4 separate regions of the Homo sapiens genome follow, and all the other regions are linked to region 1. The links are chromatin loops, found by intact Hi-C in ENCODE. Cell type or tissue: heart left ventricle. All regions are shown on one strand.

Region 1 (5,000 bases):
GACAAGGGCAAAGACAAGTAGATGCAATTTCCTCAAGATCCTTATAGGTTGTGCTAAGGATCTTGAGATTTGTGCCTTCTTCTGATCTTTAAACATGCTGAGACATTTTCCACCTTGGGGTCTTTGCATTGTTGGTCCTTCTGCCCGGAATCTTCTTTCCCCAGCTCTACCAGGTTTCCCTCATTCATTCCTTCTAGCACTCTGGTGATTGGAACCCAAGCAAAAAACAAAAAAGCTCTTATTCCCAGCATTCTGAAGAAAACCACTAAAAAATATGGTAAGGTTCTTCCCCCAAGCCATACACAGAAGTAGCCATCTACTACCTCTGCCATCTACTACCTCCCCTACACTAGTTGCCCTCTAAATAAGGAGAGGCCTGGGGAAGGGGATGTGATTTGTGGTGGAGTAGGAGTTGAGAGTTCTTGAGCTTTCATCCACCGGGAAGTGTCTTCCCCACCCCACCCCCATGCAATGTGTCGTGGGTCTCTGAGGGAATCACTCACAAAGACCGGAGGTCCTACAAGAAGGGGAGACTGGCTTCTTGATCCCAGGCTGGATACTAGCTGTGCAGCCAAATGTGCGGCTGTGGGTGGAAAGTTAGCTGAGCATATTTAGGAGAGATTGATGAGTGTCCCCGAGGGTGAGGGATTTTTCTATATCCATGAAGACTGCTGTCAAGTTCTTGTCTGGAGATCTGCAGAGAGTGAGGGTTTCTTGGAGTAGCCCTTTGAATAAAGAAAAATGAAAGAAAAGGTAAGGGGGCATCCTCAGGCCAGTTCCAGTGGCCCTAGGACAGCAAAGAGATGAACTGGCATGTATAAAAAAACATACCCCGCACCTCCATCATACCTGCTCCTGCTCCTGTACTCCATTGTGGGTGAAAGGCATCACCAGAAACCAAGTATCCTAAGTCAGGAAACTGAAGGTCATTTTTGTCTTTCTCTTTCTCTCTCTCTCTCTCTCTTTTGAGACAGGGTCTTATTCTGTCACCCAGGCTGGAGTGCAGTGGTATGATCATAGCTCACTACAGCCTCGGCCTCCTGGGCTCCGTCAATCCTCCCATTTCAGCCTCCTGAGTAGCTGAGATCACAGGCATCCATCACTACACCCAGCTAATTTTTTGAAAAATTATTTTGTAGAGATGGGTATAGTGGGGTGCGGGGGGTGGTCTCCCTATGTTGCCCAGACTGGTCTTGAATGCCTGGGCTCAAGTCATCCTCCTGCCTTGGCCTCCAAGAGTGCTGGGATTACAGGCATGAGCCACTGTGCCCAGCCATCTTTATCTTTCTCTTTTTTATCCCCTACATCTAGTAAACCACTAGCCTTTTAACTGTGCATTCTTTACTGCCTCTTCAATTTCTTTTCTTCCCTCCACCTCTATGAACGTAGTTCAGGAATGTATCACTTGTTGCTTGGGTTACTTCAAGAAGTCTCTTTTCTAAGATAAGGAAAGCCTAGACTTTAATGCTACACTTTTGAGAGGGTGATGAGAAGACATTCCTTGTTTCTTTTTTACCCCAAACCAGGGAAAACTAGGCAATGAGGATATTACAGATCTCCCCAAACCAACAAACAGAAAATCTGCTTCCTTTGAACCAATACTCCTTTGAGCAGACCCTGACTTAGCTATCTCTTTTTTTTTTTTGGAGACAGAGTCTCACTCTGTCGCCCAGGCTGGAGTGCAATGGTGAAATCTCAGCTCACCGCAAGCTCCGCCTCCTGGGTTCAAGGGATTCTCCTGCCTCAGCCTCCTGAGTAGCTGGGACTACAGGCACGCACTACCACACCTGGCTAATTTTTGTATTTTTAGTAGAGATGGGGATTCACCATGTTGGTCAGGCTGGTCTTCAACTCCTGACCTTGTGATCCGCCCACCTGGGCCTCCCAAAGTGCTGGGATTACAGGCGTGAGCCACCATGCCCGGCCTATCTTTCCTTTTACCACCAAACATCATGTTTACATTTTCTGCCTATATTTCCTTATCACTCTGCTTTCAATCCCTTAAATTATGGCTTCTTTTTAACTGAAATTGGTTCACAAAGTTCATTCACTAATGCCAATGTACTGATTTAGGCATTTTTCTGTTACAGGCAATAGAAATTCTAACCAAAATTAGATTAAGCAAAAAGGAGAAGGTATCAGCTCATATAACTGGGGAGTCCAGAAACAGAAATAAGGACAGGCACAACATCATCCAGGACTCCGTATCACTGTGATGCCATTTCTCTCCTTGATTACCTCTAATTCCTTAGAGTTTGCTCCATCATAGGACCACGCATGGAGGCAAGGCAGTTGCAATGGCTTCAGTTTCTATATCCACTCAGATGGACATCTCAAAGGAACAAGGGTGTGTTTCATTCTTTCTCATTCTGTCCTAAGTCCCTAAACCGATTCCTGTGGCCATGGGAATGTGTTGCTCTGATTGGCCAGGCTTGAGTCACATCTCTACAGGGCAGACATGTCCAATAGAAATATAAGGGGAGCCATAAATGTGAGGCACAGATATAAGCCACATATGTAATCTTACATTTTCTGGTAGCCACACTTTAAAAAGTGAAAAAAAAGGTGAAATTAAATATAATGATACATTCTATTTAACCTAGTATATCCAAAATGTTATTCTTTCAGCATGTAATCAACATAAATGATGATTAAAATGTTTTATATCATTTCTTGTACCAAGTCATCAAAACTCATCATTTTAACAAGGCTTCCAACTGATGATGTGTTGGGGGGTGGAGGGCCTGTGAGACATACTTTGAGAAACACTAACCTACACTTTCATTTTTTCTGTGTTCCCAAAATTACCTTTAGAGTGCTCAGAGTACTGAGACATCTGCTGAAATATGCTGGAGCAATCCAGAGTGAAGCAGGGTTGTTACTGGATAGAGCAAGATAGGATCAGAGACGTTTAATATTGCTGCCATGTTGCCGCCATCTATTGGTTGTGTCACATATTACAGGTTCATAACCGAAAAAATGAAGCTGGTCATTTGTGGGCCCCTTTATACTTCTGGCAAGACACCTCCTCAACTGCATCCTGAAATGACTTTTCTTTAGAATTCTTATTTATTACAGAATACAGAAAAATCTTAATAGTTGTGCATTATGGATTATCAGGCCTACGTCTAACAGAATGTTGTTGTTGTTGTCAGCTACAGAACAGATAGATTTCCTTTAAATATAACCCTATTATCCTGTCAGCAATCCACTGTAAGTGACCTTGGTTTCTGTTTCTGCAGATTTTCTTCACCTTCTGAAGGCATTGACCAGAGAAAATTTCTTAACATCTCTGAGCCTTAGTTCCTTCAGCTATAAAATATAGGATAATAATGCTACCTTCTTCATAGCGTTATTGTGAAGATTAAATTGCATAGTGTTTATAAATTATTTGGCACAGTGCCTGATGTATATAAAGAACGCTGTCAATGTTATTGTTAAGAAGAATAACAAGTCTTAATGGAAATTTGAACAGTGACTGGAAATTTGATAACATTATGGAATTAAATTTTATTTTGTTTTTTTTAAATCCTTATATTAAAAAAATCCTTATCCTTTACAGATACACACTGAACTAGTTATAGGTGAAATTATATGACTACTGGGATTTGTCTCAAAATAAAATGGAAGGGAAGTGAGCAGTAAAGCAATATTGGCTATAATCTGATCATGGTTTAAACTCAGTGAAGGATTTATGAAGGTTTATTATGCTACTTTGTTTTGTGTATGTTTGAAATTTTCCATAAAATTTAAGCAAACAAACAAAATTGCCAGGCGCAATGGCTCACGCCTGTAATCCCAGTACTTTGGGAGGCCGAGGAGGGCGGATCACCTGAGGTCAGGAGTTCAAGACCAGCCTGGCCATCATAGTGAAATCCCGTCTCTACCAAAAATACAAAAATTAGCCGGGTGCTGTGGTGCGTGCCTGCCTGTAGTCCCAGCTACTTGGGAGGCTGAGGCAGGAAATTGCTTAAACCCAGGAGGCGGAAGTTGCAGTGAGCCGAGATTATATCACTGCACTCCAGCCTGGGTGACAGAGCAAGACTCCATCTCAGAAAAAAAAAAAAAAAAAATTAAAAAAAAAAAGAACAATATGTTTTTATATTCTTCACAGCAGCATGTATAATGCTGGACATACTGTGGGTACTACATGTTGATTTGTTGATTAATTGCTACCATGGGATAGAATTTTGTCATCTTGGGGAGAACAACTTAAAAGATGAACTTAAAAGAATTGACTTCACATGCCTCCAGAAAAAAATTAGATGGGAACACGTTTTAGCTTAACATGCTAAAGGTGATTTTGTCAGAAAAATCATGATGAAGTGTATCACTGTTGGCATAGCAAAAATTGGCAATTCTCTAAGAGATGCAGAAAGGAAGAATTGTAGAGATTATGTCTTTCAGCATCTATCTTCTTGACTTAAGTAAATAAATAAGAAATACCTACTTCGTTTGTGGATAGGAATCAAAGAAATATCCCATCTGTGGCAGATAATAATTATGTTCTTTGTTATAGCATATCAGAGAACCCATCCGTAATAGTATTGGTAGGGATAGCTATATTTGTATGGTAGTTACAGCTCTTGCATTCAAACTTCATCTAATCCCATTACATCTAGTTGATTCTTTTTTTTTTTTTTTTTTTTTTTTTTGAGATGGAGTCTTGCTCTGTCACCCAGGCTGGAGTGCAGTGGTGCAATCTCAGCTCACTGTAACCTCTGCCTCCCGGATTCAAGCAATTCTCCTGTCTCAGCCTCCCGAGTAGCTGGGATTACAGGTGCATACCACCACACCCAGCTAATCTTTGTATTTTTAGTAGAGACGGGGTTTCACTATGTTGGCCTGGCTGGTCTTGAACTCCTGACCTCGTGATCCACCCCCCTCAGCTTCCCAAAGTACTGGAATTACAAGCGTGAGCCACCGTGCCTGGCCACATCTAGTTCATTCTTAAACCCGCCCGTATGTACCTCTTTATACCCTGTCATGTGAAGAGCAAA
Region 2 (5,000 bases), 670 kb before region 1:
TTCTCTTGAGAGAGAAATAGTAAGATATGCATAGTTAATTCTACACTTCCACTATGATTGAATGAGAAAAGACCTTTATCAAAACTATTTGATAGGTTACGGGCACAAATAGATTAGCTTTTAGTACAAGTTGAATACTTCATGCTGCTGATACGGAACAATGGATTATTTGATTCGGGATTTTACTGGAAATGAGCATTATGGCCTTGACCTTTTCCCATCTCTGTGATAGACAAGATTTTCATCTTTTTTAACTTCACATTTTTCTCCTGAAGTAGCAGCACTTGACATGAGATTTATGAAAAATGTGTGCTTTCAGCATTGTGTAAATATTTATTTTACAGAGCCATAAGTGTGATCCTTGGTGACAGGTGGAAGAAAATGAAGAATGAAGAGAGAAGAATGTACACATTAGAAGCAAAGGCTTTGGCTGAAGAACAGAAACGTTTAAATCCTGACTGTTGGAAGAGGAAAAGAACCAATTCAGTATGTTTCAATAAATAGTGTTTAAAATTATCTTGCCTTATCCGTGCAGGTGTACTGGCATGTTGGAGCAGTTGTTACAACCTTTAAGAGGTTGTGTTGATGCTGTCTCTAGCATTTTTATACTTCAAAACCTAATAATGTTATCACATCATCATATAAAGACTGCCTTTCCTCAAGGGTCATTTACTCTCATAGCATGGCAAGTCGAAATCTCAGGCAAACTTCAAAAGAATGTTTGTTCTAAACATTGAGTTGGAAAAATAATTTTGGAATGCAGTGTTTCTAGTTGGGTTGAAAGATAAGCATTATTAATCCATTAATATCACAGTAGAAAATTTCTCTAATAATTTTGGGATTGTCTCAACAGCTTTTTTTCCTTAATTGGTGAGGGACCAATAAGGCTGGAGGTGTTGGGGTATGTTAGCTGTCATTCATGGGGACTTGTGCCATTGGCACAGAATTTCTAGATTGAAAAATTTCAAGGAGGAGAAGAAATAGGCCCAGGAATGGTGGCAAACAAGTCTATATGATAAGCTATCTTGGATAGACTTGTTTCTTATAACTTTTCCATTACTAAACTAGCATCTTTTAGGTTCAGCGTTTTTAGATTAATTGCAAAAAAATTACATGTGATATAGTGGGGTCAATTTGAAGTATCATTGAAAGATGAAGGGAAGATATCAATATTTTTATAGTAGGAGGGCTGGCCAAAGATGTTTTAAATTCATTGTGTACATGTGCCTGTTTCTTAGTAAAATGCAGGTCATATCTGTTTAAATTTTTCACAATTTCTTTAAAAATAGTGGTCAGTCAGTAGTCAGATGAGAGGGTGGCTGAACTGAATTTTGGCAGTTCTTGGTTAATTTAGAATTTCATGTGTTCGGACTTTTCCTGTATCCCTTTTCTGTTCATCCTAGTCAATGTCTTATCATTGCATACATTTTCTGGATGCTTGAGCCATCAGATATCAGCTAGCTTTTTAAAATCACCTTTAAGAAAGCAGTATTTTCTAATAGTAAATTTATAAACATCTTATACATCTTAGCTTTCATATATAGGATTACTATGTATTGATTTGTAAACATTCACTGAGTTTAATTTTATTTCCACAGGGCTCACAACAACATTAAACCAGGATGCTTATGTTCTTAAGTCTATATTTGCATATACATTGACTCTTGATGGAAAGACTTAAGAAGATCAAGGTCTCACCATTTGTCCTCAATTCGTGTGACCATAAGATACTGATAGCATTGAGTCTTGAAATGATTTAATAATATGAGTGAGGATTTGCTTTCTCCATTAGAGCATTAAGCTAAAACTATCAACATTTTAAACCAAATTGCCTTATTTTTCTTCCAAACTTCATATATGTCTATCAGGTAATAATAGGCTTGAAAATTGATATCCTGTGGTGCTAAAGTACAGTAGAAAGAGAGGAGAAGTGTATACATGTTTTATTTTAAATTGTACGAAAGGGGAATTTAAAAAATATGTAACTGCTGTTTATACATTGGCTCCTTACTGCTTATTAATCTGTATTGTACACATGATGAAATGAAGCAGAAGCTGGGAGTCGGCCTTTCCTCTAGTAACCACCACATGGCTCAGCATCTGTGCCAAACATAGGCGCTCCTAGTCTGGTCAGTGCCAAGAGGCTACCAGAACATGGGGCAGGTGGCTGGTGTTGGTGTCCCAGCCTAAGAGCCACCTGCTGCAGTTACCATGGCATGCTGAGTTGATGCACCAGGTGGCAGCAGCCATCCGTTATTATTTCCAATGGAGACCTAGCCCAGGCCAAGGTAAAGTTAGTTAATAGCATTGGGATATAGTCACTGTAATGGTGCTATTAACAAACAGTCAACACCATTGTATTTTTTAACTTCGTGTTCTGTATCTCCTCAGCCATGTATCTTAAATATATTTTGTCATCATAATCTTTATGGTGGGGGCAGACTTTGCACTTACTGCAGTGCAACACTTGCACTTTAATTTTCCTCCAACTGTCTAAAATTAGAGCAAATACATTGGCAATACAGCTGCTTTTGCTCTGAGCTACAATCATGGCTTTTCATGTTACTTACCAAGTGGTGTTTCTGGTTAGGAATCACAGCTGTAAAATTGATTTCAGTTCATCACACTTCTTCATGATGTTGCCCCTAAATTTTGCACACTATATTCTTGTATATTATTTCAAATAAATGGAAAAAAAAGTTGCTTATCTCTGACGTCTACTGATTGATTGATTGATTGATTAATCTTGGCTGAATTTTATTTATGAGTTCTCAGAATAACAGGTTCAGGAGATGAGATGGAAAACATAAGGCAAATTCCTAACACTGCTAATTAGGAGGCTGCTGATAGGATTTTAAAAATTAAAAACAATGTTAATAGTGGAACAAGAGCCATCAGAAAATAAGGACTTAGATTATCTACTATTTATAGAGAATTGCTATACAATAAAAATTTTTATTTTTCACGTGGCATTTTTGTTACACGGTTAAACAGCCCAAAGGTCTGCTTTTAATAACATGACAAAGTGTAACAAAAGCCTTGCTTTATTTAAAGATCCAGTATGACATACTTAAAAAGGCCATTTAACCTTGTATCTTAGCTTGGGATGTGCCAGTGGTTCCTCAACTTTGTTGTCTATTGGAATCATTTTGGGGATTTTTTTTTTTTTTAATAGTGGTGTCTGTCAGGCTCCCACTCCTAGACATGTTAATTAATGTGGAGTGCAAGTTGGGCATCAGGATTTTAAAAAAATCCCCTGGTGATTGGTATGAATGTGCAGCCAAATTTGGAAACCACTGAGCTACATGCTTATTTAGTGAAGAAGGCAGGGTTGGGGGAAGCAGGGTACATGTTATAACTTGATCATATCCCTTTAAAAGAAGTGGGGACTTTGGGTTTATGTACCCATAGGAGGACTTGGTTATGGATGGGAAAGACATTTTAGCCTTGTACAAAAATCTGAAAGAGGAAAACATCTTTCTGGAAAAATCAGGTCCATGGAATTGAAAGGTGGTGATAACTCAACATTTTTTATGCTAAAGTATAAGTGCTAAAGAGGTAAATAAACGTCGATAGGAAATACCGAACAATCAATTACATTCTTAAAATAGTAGATAGTAGCAGTCTTTTGGAGTATGTGTTTAACTGCCAACTATGAATGGGTTAGCACAAAGTGGAGATGAACAAAGATTTCATGTCATTACTGAAGAGCAGACATAGCCTTTTGAAGCAGCTGAACCATTATGGGATAAACTGGTGCAAATTCTTTGCCTTCTCTACTTCTCACTGATTGAACATAAGCTTCCAGGGCTCCCCTGAAAACCAAAATGAAAACAATGTCAAAATATTAGATAAATCACATAAAACAGTTAAGGGGATACCAATATATAAAAATTATTAGTAAGCTCATTTCTGGAACTGTTAATGCTCGGTTTCACAAGCCAAGTGACCAACAGCCTTCACTCAGTTACTGGTAGTGTTACTATGGTTACTACGGTTACTACGTTTAGTGTGAAAAACTATAACCATGTTTTCAGTCTGCATTGTTCTTAGTGGTCTAGTCATATACTCGGAGTCCTCTGGCTGTGTAAATATGTTCTCAATTTCCCTTTTCCCTGCTTCCCTACTGAAGACACCGGCAACGGAATGGGCATTTGTGCCTACTCCCAGAGCTCACGAGGGGCATCCTGCGCCTCTGAAAGGCACGCTCAAGAGTACAAGGGGATGGGGCCCTTTGGCACATTCGGTAACACCAGTAGATGCATTATATTCCTGTTATTTGATGAACTATGAACAACCAACAACTAGAATAAGTGCTCTTGGGCTGTAATGGCAAAATACATGATCGGGAAGCAGTCTGAATTTAATCAAGGGGATGTACCATTCCATTGTTTATGATTATGATCTCATGGATTAGGTTGGGGGTTAGCAAACTGCCTGCAGGCTGAATCTAGCCTGATGCTTGTTCATTTATATATTGTCTGTGGCTGCTTTCACACAATGGCAGAGTTGAATAGTTGAGGCAGAGACCATGTGGCCTGCAAAGTCTGAAATATATCTGGCCCTTCTTTTACAGAAAAAGTTCGTCAGTCCCTGAACCAGATCGTCTGTTTAAGTGGAGCTAAAAAGAATGGCTACGAGATTAATTTTTAATTATTGGTCTATTTAAGTACCAGGTACACAAATACATTTTTGTCATATTTTCTTCAAAATTTCAGTTTGAGATTGGAGCATTTGTATAAAGATGTAAGTTAATACCATTACTCAGCTCACATACGATAGCACTTAAGTGGTTTTCTTTTGCTCTCAAATACTGAAAATACTAATCTAATTGGGTTTGTTCAAGATTTTTCATTGAATTGTGGGGAAAACATTTCCCCAGAGTCTGGCTATCACTGATCAGTTTGTAGTGCCCTTCATCCCACAAGCCACTGTCATACGTAAAGGGATTTCAAATCTCTTAAGTTCCAGCCCTCGACCTCCCCCTCCTGATCTCTGCT
Region 3 (5,000 bases), 680 kb before region 1:
GCCCCCAGGTTTGATGATTTGCTCAGAGAATTCACAAGACTCTGCACATAGTTGTGCTCATGGCTGTGACTTATTATGGCAAAAAAATACTAATACAAAGCAAAATTGGGAAAGGGAAAAGATGTGGGGTGAAGTCTGAGGGAAGCCAGGCTTCCAGGGATCCTCTCCCAGTGGAATTAAGGGCATGTTTTATTCCCCAGCAGTGGGCTGTGACAACATATATGAAATGTCGTCTCCCAGGGAAGCTTGTTAGGCGCACTTGGCACCTAGGGTTTTTATTGAGAGCAGTCACGTAGGTTTCTTCTGCTTGGCACATAACAAAATCCAAACTTCCAAAAGGAAAGCAGGCATTCAGAGTAAACTGTGTTGTTTGTATATCCAGTCTAGGCACAGTAAACTACTCTTCTCAGTTGTGGGAATGATGGGACCCCTCAAAATCCAAGTTCTAGAAATTAGTCAAGGGTCAACCTTGTAAGTAGACTTTTGAAAGGATAGCAGTCATTTCTGCATAATGAAACACTGTATCTTATATATTAAGAAAGATATTAATAAAACTAATGCTACTGTAGTATTTATATGTTGTATTTATGAGTAATATTTTCATAATAAAATTATTGAAAAAGAATGATTAACATTCAGGAGAGTGGTTATTTCTGGGGTGGCAAATATGGAACTTAGTGATACTGGAAATATTATTCTTAATTTGGATTGTGGGTTCACTCATTTATTTGTATGCTTCATAACTTACAAATATATGTAAAGTTTACATATTATTACATAGCACCAAACTTTTTTAAAGTAAAAGGGAAAACTTGCCTGCCTAATTCCTGCTTTTCTGAGATAGCAAATTCTTACCATTTGATCTCACTGAATAATAATCACTCCCAAGATGATGTTAGTCATTGGTCTCATTTTACTGTTGAGTGACTTCAATATAACAGCAGGAGCACCCACCCTGCAAAGGAGTGGAAATGGGTGGTATCATCATGGAGAAACCAGGAAAAAATTGAGAAGCTGAAAGTGACTTTATTTTCATTGTGGATTAGACTGGTTAAGGGAGATGATGCCTGGCCTAGGGGGAGGGCAAGAAGAGAAAGAGGTAAGAAGAGGAAAAAGTCCAAGTTGGACTGCTCCAAGCAAATTCTCGGGTCATGGTTTACAGAGGACATGTGAGTAGTTTCTAGCTCAGGAAGAATCAGAAGTCAGCAATCAGTTGATGAGCTCTCATACATAATTCAAGGTTCTGTTGTAAGTAGCCCATTCTGAAACATTGAGAATTGAGGCCAACCTTCTAGGCCTCAGGCGGGTTTAAAACAGTCAGTTTTGACTCTTTGAAGTTGACATTTCTGTTCAGGTAATATGATTTAACAAACTTGAGTGCCTACTATATATATAATGTTAATTTATTTAATATTAATTACCCTATTTGTAGATTATATCCTCATTTTACAGAGAGAAGTAAAGTTGAGAGAGGTTAAGGAACATGCCCAAAACAAAGGCAGTTAGTATCAGAATTAGGATTCAAGCCCATATCTTGTAAAGATTCCAAATTTTGAGTTCTCTAGCTACTCACCTAAGATACTTCTACAATAATAGATACTCCTAATGGCAAAATACACTGTGCCAGCCTCTGCCCTGTGTCTTATGTTTATTGTTCTTTTTGGCACCACTGCATAGCATAGATTTATTTTACAGATAAGTAAACTGAGGCTACAGGGTTTATTTAACTTGCCCAAGGTCATATTACTAGCTGGAATTTGCACTCAGTTAAAATTTTCCATTATTATGTTATTCAGAATTGATTAAAAAATGAGTTAAGAATGGCCATACCTCTTTGCTTCCAATCTAGAGAAGGAAATGGATTAGTAAATGTATACAGTAGATGTACACGCTGATTGAGAGGCAGTGTAGCCTGATAGGAACATGAGCTCGATCTGGACTGCCTGGATTCAAATCCTGGCTCTGCAATTGATTTGCTATGGAAGCTTGAGTAAATTAATATTTCTGTGGCTCCTTTAAAAAAATCTGTAGAATGGGGATAATATTGGAAGGATTAAATAAGTTAATATATGTGACATGGTTAATAGGCACTACATTATTGTGGAGTTTGCCATTAAGACTAATGATTAGACAGTGAAGTGAGAATGGGCATTCTAAGCTTAAGGAATGGCATGTACACAAAGTAGAGCTGTGAAAGGCACATTTGGGTACAGGTGCTTTAGTGAAGAGAATGAATGCTTACCTAAGGTAGTATAGCAAAAGATGAAGCTGTTTTTAAAGATACTCTATGTCATTACTGCTGCAGTAATGTTAGTCATTGAATTTTGTGACTGAATATTTAAAACTGATTTAAGTTGTATCCATAATGGAAGTAGATGATAAGTTATATTTGTGCCACTAGATGGTGGAGTTTTCAAATTTTAGTAATTAGCTTACCCAGTATCTTTTAGTATTTTAAATTGTAATCATTTTCCATCAGTAGAGATGGGTAATTTTGTGTCAGTGCTGAAGTTTGCTATTTTTCTAAATTATGTATGGGAGGGGCTGAAGATATCTTACAAAAACTGCAAACCTAGAAAGCAGACATTGTTTTCCTGACGTAATACTGATTGCTAAGCATTCATGAGGTAATTTTGGAGTCATAGTTTAAGTACATTTATTTCATGCAATACTTTCAGAAAAAAGACATTGTGTGCTTGATAAGTGGTAGAAGTCATTTACTGTGTGTAGTCAGTGGCATGGACCGCCCTCATTCCTTTGGCTGTTTCCATCTATCTTTAGAATTTTGTAATCTCATGTTTTACCTTTAGGTAGATGGTATTCCTGTAGCTAATATTAAACTATTTTGATGTATTACCGGAATTTCTGTTTCAGGGAAGGAAGTAGGAGCTAGGTTCAGATTAGAAGCTGAATAAAAGGTTTCCTGCCAAGAAGATAGAAAAGTACTATAGGCAGAAAGAGAGTTAATGCTGGAACAAAAGAGAATTCTTTAGCTTATTTCCATGTCTATGTAAACTGAACATACAGAACAAAATGTGGCCTTTCCTGACAAAGGCAGGTTTTTACAATGAACTTTATGTTATTAGGCTATGTTATAGGTCATGGATGGCCTTTCGGGAGACTGATGTATGTATGGCTCTCTTTACCTAAACAAATGACCCAGATTACTGGGCATTTTAAGTTCCTTTATTTGTTTTTTATTTTTTTTGAGACGGAGTCTCACTCTGTTGCCCAGTTGGAGTGCAGTGCTGTGATCTGCCTCCCTGGTTCAAGCGATTCTCCTGCCTCAGTCACCCGAATAGCTGGGATTACAGGCATGTGCTGCCACGCCTAGCTGATTTTTGTATTTTTGGTAGAGATGGGGTTTCACCATGTTGCCCAGGCTGGTCTTAAACTCCTGACCTCAGGTGATCCACCCACCTCGGCCTCCCAAACTGTTGGGATTACAGGCGTGAGCCACCAGGCCTGTCCTTAAGTTCCTTTAGCCACATTTAACAGCTTTTCACTGCCTTTCCCAACCATTTGTTTTCTATAGTAGTCCTTAGGCCTGGTATGTTGCCTGCCACTCCATTTTAATTTTCTAGGTCTGGGTGCCTATAGGCCAAGAAACCATATTGTCACATTTGTCCAGAAATGAATTTAAAGTAAGAATAAGTGGGTTGTGTAGGATTTGGAGGAGTTACTTGCTATGAATAAAGTATGCTGATTATAACATTCCTTTGGGGGGTTCAAAGTCTTTTTTAAGCTTTTGTATTATCTGCAGAGGTTTTTTAAAAAAATTAATTTCAGTTAGCACATATACAGATTTCATTTTATAAGCAACTATCAGTGGCAAAAGTTGTTAGTGTTGGTAACATGATATAGGGGGAAATGCACTGAAATTTCCAATCAGATGTTTTCTTTTTTTTTTTTTTAACCTGCTTTTTAGAAATCAGAGAATTCAAAATTGAATTAAAATATTATTATTTTTTTTAATTTTATAGCTATGACTTCACACCTATGGATTCTTCTGCAGTTTATGTGTTAAGTAGTATGGCTCGCCAGCGTCGTGCATCTTTGTCTTGTGGAGGACCTGGTGGTCAAGACTTTGCAAGATCTGGATTCAGTAAAAACTGTGGCTCACCTGGATCATCACAGCTCTCTTCCAATTCTTTGTATGCTAAAGCTGTCAAAAACCACAGCTCAGGGACTGTGAGTGCCACTTCTCCTAATAAGTGCAAAAGACCAATGAATGCCTTCATGCTTTTTGCCAAAAAATACAGAGTTGAATATACTCAGATGTATCCAGGGAAAGATAACAGGTAAAAATAGTGATAATTCTGATTACAATAAATGAGTAACACTTCAATACGGTTCATGGTAACTGGAATAGTTAAGTAAACTTATTCTTTAATAGCTTTTATTCAACTCTTAGGTTGACTTTTTTGTTTGTTTTTGAGACGGAGTCTCGCTGTGTCACCCAAGCTGGAGTCCAGTGGTACGATCTCAGCTCACTGCAACCTCCGCCTTCCAGGTTCAAGTGATTATCCTGCCTCAGCCTCTCAAGTAGCTGAGACTACAGGCGCCCACCACCATACCTGGCTAATTTTTTGTATTTTTAGTAGAGACAGGGTTTCACCATGTTGGCCAGGCTGATCTCGAACTCCTGACCTCGTGATCCACCCACCTTGGCCTCCTAAAGTGCCGTGATTACAGGCGTGAGCCACTGTGCCCGGCCAGGTTGACTTTAAAGTAAAAAGTTTAAGTGGAATTTTTAGGGTTATATGTAATTATTTTATAATACATAGACAATTAGGTTATCTACCTTAGTAGTAAGGATCTACCTTTTATTATTTGTGCCATAGCCCAGGCTGCAGTACAGCGGCGCAACTCACTGTAGCCTGTATCTCCCAGGCTCAATCCTCCCACCTCAGCTTCCTGAATGGCTGGGATTACAGGCACATGCCACCACACCCAGTTAATTTTTGTATTTTTTGTAGAGATAGGGTTGTGCCATGTTG
Region 4 (5,000 bases), 930 kb before region 1:
AGTTCCCACGGAACATTCTCTTCCTTCATAGACCCCATTCCCTTAAGGAAGGTCTACTGTGATTCCCACTTCCACAAGATGGCCCCAGATCCTGGGCTGTGGTAGCACCACCTTCTTTCCCTCCAGTCCTAGAGGAAGCAGCAGCTCCCTGGTACAGCTGAACTCTGAGCTGCCTCACCGTCTCTGTTTGACTTCTTATCCCTTCCATCACTTACATACCCTATTCTCTGCGTTACATTTCCTCTTCTTGAAATACCTGAAGTGCTGTGTGTTTTCGGGCTAAACTGACAAAGATGCACCACTCCCTCTTCCCACAGTGACAAAAAACTTACACAATAAAAGCATACTTTAATACCTCGAGGCTTCTGTTCAAGTCGTTCTCTCAGCCTGGAATATTATTTTTTCCTTTGTCTTTCTGTCAAAACCTTATTTGTTTCTCTCTTCTCCAGGAATCTTTCTCTAATTCCCATACATATTCACCCCTAGTCTGCATTCCAACCACTTCTAGGGAGCAAATGGACTACCCCAATGCACTTTGTGTCAAGTGTTGAATAAAATACTCCAAGGACAAGCAACATCTTAAGCCAATCAACTAACATCCCGTTGGCCATAGGGGATATCTTTTTTTTTCTATTTTGAAAAGCTGACAATAGTCACCTTATCATAAAGCCTTCCCAGACCACCCTGTATCAAGTTTCCCTCCTTCCCCCAACTCCCACTTCACCTCTATTTCTTTCCATCCACATATCCAGCTTTCACATCAAGCATTACAGAAGACAGTAATCAAATCAACGTCCTGGGGTTTACTACAATGTAAGAGCCATATGAGCAGGAATTTGGTCTGTTTGGTTCTCTCTCCTATTCTGAGCAGCTGGAATAGTGCCTACATATTGACAGAATAAATGAATGATTGACAACACACTGTGCTTTGGGTCACGGAAGGTGGAGAGCGAGACTGAAATGGTAGGTAAAAAGATACCAGTTCCAGCCTCATCATACTTTCTCTCCTCTATCTTACAAAACTCCAACTAGCCTTTCTCAGATTCTTGGACCCACTAAGATCTTGCCCAACTTAAGCTCCTTTTCATCTTTAAAGCCCAGTTTAAATATTTCCCATTTTTTTCTTTCCCCTGTCTGTTTCCCAAATAATGTCCATCAAAATTTGTAGTCATTATTTTATTCTCTCATTAGAATATTCATTTCACTAGGTTTAGGACCAGGTATCCCTAGTACCTATACCTGACACATAATAAGTGTTTTATTTATTTATTTATTTATTTATTTATTTATTTATTTATTGAGACAGGGCCCTACTCTGTCACCCAGGCTGGAGTGCAGTGGCACAATCCAGGCTCACTGCACCCTCCATCTCCTGGGCTCAAGCAATCTTCTCACCTCAGCCTCCTGGGTGTCTGGGACTACAGGCACGCACTACCACACCTGACTAATTTTTGTATTTTTTTCTAGAGTCAGGGTTTTATCCTGTTGTCCAGGCTGATCTTGAACTCCTAAGCTCAAGTGATCCACCCACCTCAGCCTCCCAAAGTGCTGGGATTACAGACGTGAGCCATCATGCCTGGCCTACGTGCTCAAAAAAAAAAAAAAGCTTGAAAGAGTGTTGATGAATGGACCAAGGACAAATTTTGCCTCACAGTTTTGATTAAGATCTACTGGGTTGCCCACCATTTAATTTCTGGGGTCAAACCAGGAAACAACATTTTCTAGTAGAAATACTCAAAGCCTTCCACTTGGCCACAGTTGTATTAGGACTAGAAAGTTTCCCTACCTCTACCCTATTTGCACAAATGAGACCCTACTCATCAAATGCCACTGCATAGAAACAGTTCTATGCTACAGCCAGTTCTATCAATCAATGGCTGAATAGTAGAAATAATGGGGAAAGTATTCTTTGAGGATTTTTAGAAGATGCTCTTGAGCAAAATCTCTCTTTCACATGATCTGTATTTTGTGGTGATATTAAAGACCTTCAGGAATTTCAGCTAACTAGTTTCTTATTTTATTTTGGGGACTTGGCATTAGCAGCAATTCAACTCTCAGTCTTTCACAAACCTAAAGATTTAGCTCCCCGAGGGCCTATTCTCTACCATGAGGTATTAGGACAAATGAGAAAAATACTGAATTCCTTGCAGCCTTAGTCTCATATGCTGAATCTTTTTTCATTCTCATACTTATTGTGCCTTTTTAAAATAAAATTATAAGTTAAGATTCCTACCTTTACTAATTCCATCTATTACCAATATAAGCTTCCCCAGAGCTAAATGGCACCATCCTACTCTCTCCTGTTACATGGGCCATGTAACAGTACATTTGCACATACCTGGCACATATTTGATGCTTTAATGAAAGAGGTACTGTAGGGCCGGGTGCAGTGGCTCACACCTATAATCCCAGCACTTTGGGAGGCCAAGGCAGGTGGATCACCTGAGGTCAGGAGTTCTAGACCAGCCTGGCCAACCTGGTGAAACCACATCTTTACTAAGAATACAAAAATTAGCTGGGCATGGTGGCAAGGGCCTGTAATCCCAGCTACTCCAGAGGCTGACGCAGGAGAATCACTTGAACCTGGGAGGCAGAAGTCGCAGTGAGCTAAGATCATACCATTGCACTCCAGCTTCGACAACAGAGCGAGAATCCGTCTCAAAAAAAAAAAAAGAAAGATAGAAAGAAAAAAACAGAAGTACTGTGATTTACCAGTTTTTGTCTTTATGAAGAAAATTGACAAACAATGACATTTTATGATTTTGTAAATAATGCATCCTTTTCTGGGTAATTATTATTGCCAGTACATTATGAAGTCCTTTGTTTTGTTTTATTTTTTAAATGAGTTCACTTTTGCATTTAAGTGCCTCTTAATACCACTTTTTCTCTTCAATTTGGTAATGAATGGCTCCACATTCTTGCTTCAGTTCAGTGAAGGTTCTTTTTTAAAAGCAGGGCCAGCCAGTTTATAGTCATGCATGTCCTGCCTTAGTGTTGAAGTAGATGCGTTTGCAGAAACCAACCCCCAGGGGTCAGAATTAACCAACTAGAAGTGGCCTTAGGGGTTTTAGTCATTAGCTCAAGAACCCTCAGCTGTCTTTCTCTGGAGAGTATCTTCTTATCTGTTGTGAGAGAATTGAGATTTTCTCCAAAGAACTTTTTTACATCTCTTTACCTGAAGATATCAGAGTAGGTCTGGATGACAAAAAGAAAAGGCAATGTCAAAAATCATTGTGAGTAGGCTAATGAACCCTTTGTATATTGCACAAAAATGTTCCTGAATTGACAATTTAGATAACTATTTTAAGTCTTTCCTAATCCTTTAGCAAGAAATAATGTTCTTTGCTGGTTTTCCAACTTAGACCAAATAGCTTCTATTTTCACACTGATATAATTCTTCCTCCTTGTCTTGAACCCACTGTATGTATCTTTTTAGAAAAAAGTACATTATGTATATATATAAGTTATAATTCATAAAAACTTTTCAGAAAACTATTTCACAGAAGCACATTTGTATCTGACCTCAGATGTAGAGTATGGCAAAGGCAAAAACTAAGAACTAATGTTTAAAATGTTTATGGTGTTAAAATGTCAGGTTAACACTTAATTCAATACTTTTGGAGGATATTCCTATCAGAGTGGCTTCTTATGTTACAGTCAAAATTACTTTCTTGAGAGAAAACAAATATCCCAAAGTTTCTTGCAGCCCAGTTGTTTTCACTTTTGTCCTGTGGAAAGCCAAAGAAAAGCAAAGGCCACCACTCATGGGTAATGACCAAGCTTGAGCACCAGCATAAACTTAACTGTCATCAGAATTCCAGTAACACCTCCATCATCCTTGAACACAGTTATCATCTGTCCCCTTCCCTATTCTGCTCCCAAAATCCAATTTTCCTCCTTCATTCTTATTATCATCTGGATTCCTCATTTGGTGGTAACAAACTTCTTTATTATTCTCAACCTGTTCGAATAAATTCCCTGCTCTCTACTCTCCTTGCATAAGAGAGAAGCTCTGCAGTCCCTGTGACACCACTTTTCTGCAGTCCTCTGGGACTAGGGTAAGAGCTGTTCTGTATTTTCAAGCTCTGTTTGTGTGTATTGCAAGGAAGGTTGCAGAATTCTCCTGTTTCCGCTTCCAAACTATTAATACTTCCTTTAGTCGCTCATTGTCATTCTCATCTCTGACCTCACTACACATTCAACATAAACTCGGCCAATTGGGTCACTTCTTCCACCTGGAGGACTTTAAATCTCCATGCATAAGCCACCTTAGGCTCACAGTACCTTGAGTCTCATGACCACACCTTGAGTTTAATTACTCCTCAGAATTGCTCCATCTTGGAAATCTTAGACTCCAATACCACTTCTGCCTCCACCACCATATTCTATTCTTCTAGATCATCACAATACAGCCACCATTCAACCAGACTGCTACCGCCAGTTCTGAATCCCACCCAGGACTGGAGGCAGCAGTTTCCTTTACTCTTTTCCACCCTAGATTCCATGCTCACTTCAATCCCTTGTACTCTACCATCTCCAATTTCTCACTAGGTGGACTCCTTTTCTCCTCCCAGCTCTTCTCTCTCCTGTTTTCGTATTACATACTCTCCCTGAGTGACTTCATCTACTCCCACAGCTTCAGCTGCTACTAATAAGCTGATGCTTTCCAAATTTCCATCTCCAGCCAGATCTTTTTCCTAAATTCTGGAGCCACATAACTGAGTATCTATTGGACATTTCCATAAGCACTTCAAACTCAGCTTGTCAAAACTGAGTTACTCATCCCTCCCCTACAGTGGGAGTGGGAAATGTGATCCTCCTCCAATATCCTTCATCTTAGTGAATGGTGCATCATCTACCAAGTCTCAAATCTAAAAACCAAGAGTCATTCTTGACTCCTCTCTCCCTTGGCCACTTGGCCACATGCATTCTTTCTATCACCAAGTTCAGTCAGTTGTACTTATTCCTAAGTATCTGTGGAATGGACCCAACCCATATGG

Evidence for each region. A loop is a pair of places that touch in the nucleus more often than their neighbours do. Peaks named below come from ENCODE experiments on the same cell type or tissue, not always from the same donor. Only the 100,000 strongest peaks of a DNase experiment are listed, where the experiment ranks them.
Region 2: it touches region 1 in a loop (4-fold over the local background); 30 of 110 quality-filtered maps call a loop at or near these places.
Region 3: it touches region 1 in a loop (4-fold over the local background); 29 of 110 quality-filtered maps call a loop at or near these places.
Region 4: it touches region 1 in a loop (6-fold over the local background); 9 of 110 quality-filtered maps call a loop at or near these places.

The regions. Positions count from the first base shown.
Region 1 is chr7:107,871,883-107,876,882 of GRCh38, forward strand. LOC105375445 (a long non-coding RNA gene) reads right to left here and starts at 2,353. Exons shown (of 3, transcript XR_927851.2): 1 at 2,239-2,353; 2 at 504-725. In heart left ventricle, a CTCF peak has its summit at 2,942 (motif pointing left); no DNase peak of the experiment used is centred here.
Region 2 is chr7:107,199,816-107,204,815 of GRCh38, forward strand. It overlaps HBP1 (HMG-box transcription factor 1), which reads left to right. Exons shown (of 11, transcript NM_012257.4): 10 at 345-486; 11 at 1,599-2,707. The coding sequence ends at 1,616. COG5 (component of oligomeric golgi complex 5) reads right to left here. Exons shown (of 22, transcript NM_006348.5): 22 at 1,557-3,815. The coding sequence ends at 3,701. It overlaps LOC124901720 (a long non-coding RNA gene), which reads left to right and starts at 3,815. Exons shown (of 2, transcript XR_007060471.1): 1 at 3,815-4,676. In heart left ventricle, a CTCF peak has its summit at 2,214 (motif pointing right); a DNase peak (open chromatin) is centred at 2,206; H3K27ac peaks cover 514 bases.
Region 3 is chr7:107,191,851-107,196,850 of GRCh38, forward strand. It overlaps HBP1 (HMG-box transcription factor 1), which reads left to right. Exons shown (of 11, transcript NM_012257.4): 9 at 3,984-4,301. Among named protein-coding and RNA genes, the nearest start is that of HBP1, 25 kb to the left of the region's middle. In heart left ventricle, a CTCF peak has its summit at 2,427 (motif pointing right); no DNase peak of the experiment used is centred here.
Region 4 is chr7:106,944,404-106,949,403 of GRCh38, forward strand. No RefSeq gene overlaps it. Among named protein-coding and RNA genes, the nearest start is that of PIK3CG, 82 kb to the left of the region's middle. In heart left ventricle, a CTCF peak has its summit at 3,025 (motif pointing right); no DNase peak of the experiment used is centred here.